Regions from separate parts of the Homo sapiens genome. Here region 2 is linked to region 1. Evidence: chromatin loops called from intact Hi-C (ENCODE). Cell type or tissue: dorsolateral prefrontal cortex. All regions are shown on one strand. Links, peaks and the distances in the headings refer to the core of each region. The heading gives the core; the rest is flanking DNA. Region 1 overlaps CTTNBP2 (cortactin binding protein 2). Region 2 overlaps CTTNBP2 (cortactin binding protein 2).

Region 1 (2,810 bases), core at 163-2,662:
GCATTTTTTAATGTAACAATGCAACAAAAAAGACTCAGGAATGAGCTAAATAATCTTTCATGTGCAAAATGTCCTAAATCCTCTCCTGACAATTTTATTACATATGATTCTCTACCATGGTATTACTGAATGAAAGTCTAAAAAGCAATTTAAAATGAAAATACATTTATATATGTGGTAAGCAATATATAATGAAGTAGAGAACATGGAATAAAAATGGCAGAATAAAGTACAATTGTAAGAAGAAATGGGCATATGAAATCAAGGAAACAAAACAAATATTTTGTTCTTTTCTGACCCATTTCCATTTCTTCGGTTGTCTAGCACTGGAAACTCCTTCCTATGTTAGGAGAATTCTCTACTTTATGATTCTCCCCTGTAGAAGCTAAATATGTCCAGTAGTTGCTTTCCTGGTCTTCTGTGTAGTCTAAGCTTGGCTAATGAAATGCACCTGTCTTAGGCTTCAAATAGGTAATGAGTGATACAAAAAAGAAGGACCTGGGGAGGGACCACTCAGGATCTGGAGCAGTGAGGGCACCAGTGCTGTCTGGCATCAACAGGGTGAAAAGAAAGCTGCAGCATCCATTTCTCATCAGCAGAAGCATCTCCTGCTGCAGACTAGCTCTGCAGACGGTACTTGTTTGTGATGCTGGCTGGGAAGAGCTAGTCCTCTAGGCTTTGCTAGCCATGCTGAACCACGATGTAAGCCAACTATTTCTATAAACCAGACAACAAATGCCCTTTCTGCCTTCTCAATGAACATTGGCTTCACCAGCTCAAAACTAAGAATCCTGTCTGAGGCATCTATTGCCATGCAACTCACCTATTTATATTGCGCTGCCACATAGAAGGAGCTGTATCTAATACACACAGTTATTTTTAGTTTTTTCACTGGTGAAAAGAATTGTTCCCCCTCTGAATTTCCTGGTTATTATTTTGGCTACACAGATTCAAAGTTCTGATCAAATTAAAAGGTCTTTCCTTCTTCAGGGCCAGAATTTATACTTCCTGAATGCGAAGAAAATGTTTGAAAATATACAGATTTCCTCCCTACTGTTCAAAGAAATCAGAATGGAAATTCTATTAAAAGATGATAGACAAGATTAAAAAAAAAAAACCTCCAAATATCATTCCATCCTGGGTTACTGGCTCAAAATGGGAAGTGGATTACCGGAGGCAAAGTTCCCCATGATGATTACTCATTAGCTTATTCAAAGTGGCTTCAGAGCCTCAGTCCATTTGCCAAATTGACTCTTGCCCAAATTTCCCTGGCACACAAATTACCAAACAGTTAACCCGCCTATTCGTAGTCGCAGCAGGAGCCAACGCATGAATGAGCACAGACCCTGTTCTCCTGCCTTGAGAGGCAAACTAGAGCAGCGCTCAGGCCAAGTGTCTTAGAATTACCAAAGAGATATGACCGATGTCAGATAATAAATACTTGAATCATAGCTAATGGAGCCTTTGCTTTCCCAGACATTTGCTCTGGCAGTGATTTAAAGAACTGAACTCATTTAAAATAATGGATTTTTTTTCCTTATGGCTTTTAGATGTCTAAAGCTGCAATTTACTCTACATGCGAGGGAACTGAAGACATTTGGTTAAAATATTTGCTTTCAGAGGACTAAAGGTGACAGGTAATTTTGTTGTTAAAGAGATGACTTTGGTGTTTCTGCTTTCATCAGCTGATACGGTATTTTCTTTTTAAGACACAGGGTAAGAGTACAAATTATAACTCTTCGCATACACTATAATCTACTAAAATATAATATTTTTTAAGGACAAAATGTAGCACTCCCTGTCAGAGAAACCCTTCACTGAGACGACACAGCCAATGAAGTTGGCTATAAAGGACTCCTGTATTCCCATTATACATGGGAGACACACCACTGGCTCATTTTATATTAGCCTCTCAGGACCCATAGGACAGAAACAATTTCCTTTCACTATCAGCCAGGTTGGAAATGACCCAGTCATTCAGAAACAAACAGGATGTAAGTTGATTTAAAAAAAAAAAATCAGCTAGATAATAAAATCTTTGATCCAACTAGAAGTGTTCTTTTTTTCTCCTAAAAGAGAAATGAGTTTTGTTAAAGGCAGAACAGAAGTAAAATTTTAGGAAAGTGTTTTTTATATATTCAATGACAACAAAGTGTTTTCTTAATTTTTTATAACACAATATAAAGTCCAGCAGAAATAATTTATTATGAAATAACTCATTTGACACATTACAGGCATAATTGAAATGTATCCCATCCAAGAAATACAAATGAGTTTCAGTGACATCAGCTGAAATTCATTGGCTCTTGTGTATGTGGTTTGTGGGGAGTTTTGAAAACCTCCACATATCTTAGTGGTTGTCTGCAGGGCTTTGTAGAGTCCAGAGTAAAATTCTGATTTTGCCTTACATCTATGGAAAGCCTTCTATTTTTCTTTTACTCAGTGCTTTAGTTTTCTACCATGCAACATACTGAGAAAAATGTTTCCTTTTATGCAGCACCTACACCAGAACACTAACATTTATATGTTAATGTAAAGATGAAATTTCAGGGAAAAGACACGCATGAAATGACAATATGTATCATAAATATTTATAAGTATAGTGCATTCAGGTTAACCATCAACTAGGTGTTACATATGAGATATCAGAAGTTCTCTGAAGAGGCCAAATAAAAGAAACATTTTAATTTATGCTTTAATAATAATGGTGGAGAGAACATATTAGTTTTAATTTTAATCAAACCACACAGCATGAGCTTCTAGCTTTCTCACTCTCTTTTCTAATAAAAGGCATCGATAGTCTTGGCAGC
Region 2 (2,810 bases), core at 119-2,618, 51 kb before region 1:
TCACCCTGCCACTTCTCCTTCCTCAGGCCTCTCACCTGCTGGGACTTATATGTTTAAGAAAAATAAACTTCTATCCTGTTTAAGCTGTAATTATTTGGTTTCCGTTAAAGTGGCCAAATTAACCTTCTCACTAATGCTAGCATCTTTACTCAATTTTAAATTATAAAAGTTTATAGTAAGGCATCTTGATATTTGTGGCCATTCCCTTTCATATTGATCATCATTTACTTGACATCAAGTCCTTGTTAAAGGAAGACATCCTGCTCCTGCCCAAATTATGGCATTTCACAGGTCACAGGTGGTCTCTGGATCCAGGCAATAGATACCTGGATGACAGTGACAGAAATCCAGACTATGTAATGGGCAGCCTGCCAGGGAGGGGGCTGGTGGGGAAGGTAACGGTGTCAGAGCACAGGGTGGGGGGGCTTGCACTCCTCCTTTAAACATAAAAATGGGCCACCCAATTTTCCAGTGGCAGGGATGGAAAACACAGGTCTCCACCCAGCAGTGTCCACCTACCAGCCTGAGGTAGTTCTGCATCATCTGGAGAGGGATCATGGAGGCATAAGTCACACTACTGAGACAGCCTTCTTGAGGACCTGTAGGAAAGGACAGACGAAGAAAAATGGGTGTTCCCTTGTTAAATATAAACGATCAAAACACAACAGAATCTATCATAGAAGATGAATGTGTTTGTTGACTTATGTAGGCAGAGCTGACATTTGGCCAGGAGGCACCAATGTGCCTTTCTGTTGTGAAAATATCCTCACACTTTGTTCTGGCTGATAAACTGCCACTGCTCCTGACCTCCCAAGAGCTCCCAGCTGTTCCTTCCTCCACCCCCTGGGATGCCCACCTACCTCCCAGCAACCATAGACAGGGCCTCCCGATCCCAGCCCAAACACTGTGCCCAGTATCTGCTGATTGCTGGGCTTGATGTTTTACAGTTCATAAGTAAAAGTTATCATAGATCATTGCAATCCTCAGAAAGCTTTAGCCTTGGCCACCGTTAGGTCCACTGGCAATACTCGCCACCCCTCCCCCCAAGTTCTGCCATTCTCTCAATACATTGTTTGGGCCTAAAGCAATTTTCTGGGGTGGCCTCACACTTTTCTTTAAACTTCAGTAAGTCCAGTTCAAGTAATAAAATAAATCTTTATTAGTTAAGATTGAATTTTCAGACTCCATTCCCAAGTATGGGAAATACATGATGAAATCCATAGCTGTTTAGCATCAAGGGCTGAGAAATTGAGTATTCCTATACCACTTAGTGGCAGCATGACCTTAGGCAAGAATATCAATCTCTCAGAGCCTCAATTTCCTTGGATATAAAATAGGGATAAGCAGAAATGCATATCTCATTGGGTTATGAGAATTAAATGATTTGATACTTATAGTATGCTATAAACAACAGGGTCTAGCACATAGCAGGTGCTCACTAAACATTAGCCTGTACCATCGTGATCATCGTATTAAGCATTATTAAGCACAGTAAAAAAAAAAAAAAAAAAAAAAAGACATTTCTCTTTTAACACAGTCTCTGTCACTCTCTTATCAGCATGCCAGTTTGGCCTCTGGTTTACTTCCAGTGAGTGATGCAATCAGAATGACAGGCATCAATGATCCAGACAGACATTACCATGGGTGTCAAGAACATAGCTTTTGAGTTTTCCTCCCCTTAATCAAACATTTTAAAAACATCTAATTACCTAGTGGTGGAACTCACATGTGCGTGGCTAGAAGACATGGGATGAAACGTGAAGATTTAAGAACTGGTGCTCTGAGGCAGCCATGAAGCAAACACTCTTTAAACGTCACCTTAGTTAGGGACATCCTTACCTGACAAAAGCACAGTGATGTGCTCTGCCTTATTCTTCCTCATAAAGTCCCACGGGGACTGCGCGAAGCTCTGACCCACTGACCACGGCACATTTCCTAGTTTCAAAAAATGAAATAAAATGTCAAGGGAAGCTTATGAGTGGTTTTTCTCACAAGGGTAAACATATGCTCTCTTCTGTGAGAACCCTAAGGAATTCAGAGCTTTAATTGTCAAAGGCATGTACGGAACACATATAGGGCCACACAAGGGGTTAGCTCCCTAATGAAATTCTTGTTGAAGGTTGAAAGGAAGGCTTTCAATCTACAGACTTCTCCAAAGCAGCCCATAGGAGGGATTCAGGGAGAGATCTAGAAAGCAAATATATCCACTCAGATATTTCTAGGGTTAAGCTCTCAAGAACAAGGCTGTCCATAATCTAAAACTGTTTCAGGGTTCTTCCAAAGCTTGTTTCTCAAAGCCTGAGCACTTTGGGTGAGATATGAGATCATTTATGATCTGGTCCCTGAGCCTCTTTCCAGCAAATTTTTAGATTCCAGGAAAAAAAAAAAAAGATAATTTCAGGTGCTCAGAACAAGGCAGGCCTTCTCCCATTGCGGGCCCTCTGCTCACTCTTGTTCTGAAAGGGTTCCACTTCATAGGTATCTTCCCTAGGGGATGATTGGTAATAAGTATTTTTTTTCATCTCTTCCTTCCACAGATCAATTCTTAAGTATCTATTCTCAGCATGCCTCCAATATACATGCACACTCACCTGTAATTGCGTTTATCTGCTGACCTGAAGTTCCTTTCATGTAGCTTAGGTTATGAATCCAGCAAACTCACTTACATACACACAATAATAACACTAATAATTACCAATTATGAAGTGGTTACAGCGAGGCACTAAACTAAGTCCTTTATCCACAAAACTCAACGATTTTTCGATGTGAAATGCTACTAGGGTGCTCTATACCTCTGAGACAAGCATGAA

The links. A loop is a pair of places that touch in the nucleus more often than their neighbours do. Peaks named below come from ENCODE experiments on the same cell type or tissue, not always from the same donor. Only the 100,000 strongest peaks of a DNase experiment are listed, where the experiment ranks them.
Region 2: a loop joins it to region 1, with 2.6 times the contacts of the local background. A loop is called at or near these places in 5 of 110 quality-filtered maps.

What each region holds. Positions count from the first base shown.
Region 1 is chr7:117,807,183-117,809,992 of GRCh38, forward strand. All of the region lies in intron 3 of CTTNBP2 (cortactin binding protein 2), which reads right to left. Among named protein-coding and RNA genes, the nearest start is that of CTTNBP2, 65 kb to the right of the region's middle. RefSeq lists an enhancer at 2,732-2,810. In dorsolateral prefrontal cortex, for the core only: no CTCF peak of the experiment used is centred there; a DNase peak (open chromatin) is centred at 1,315; H3K4me3 peaks cover 1,178 bases; H3K27ac peaks cover 1,798 bases.
Region 2 is chr7:117,756,036-117,758,845 of GRCh38, forward strand. CTTNBP2 (cortactin binding protein 2) reads right to left here. Exons shown (of 23, transcript NM_033427.3): 11 at 1,840-1,935; 12 at 520-599. Among named protein-coding and RNA genes, the nearest start is that of CFTR-AS2, 110 kb to the left of the region's middle. In dorsolateral prefrontal cortex, for the core only: no CTCF peak of the experiment used is centred there; no DNase peak of the experiment used is centred there; H3K27ac peaks cover 2,346 bases.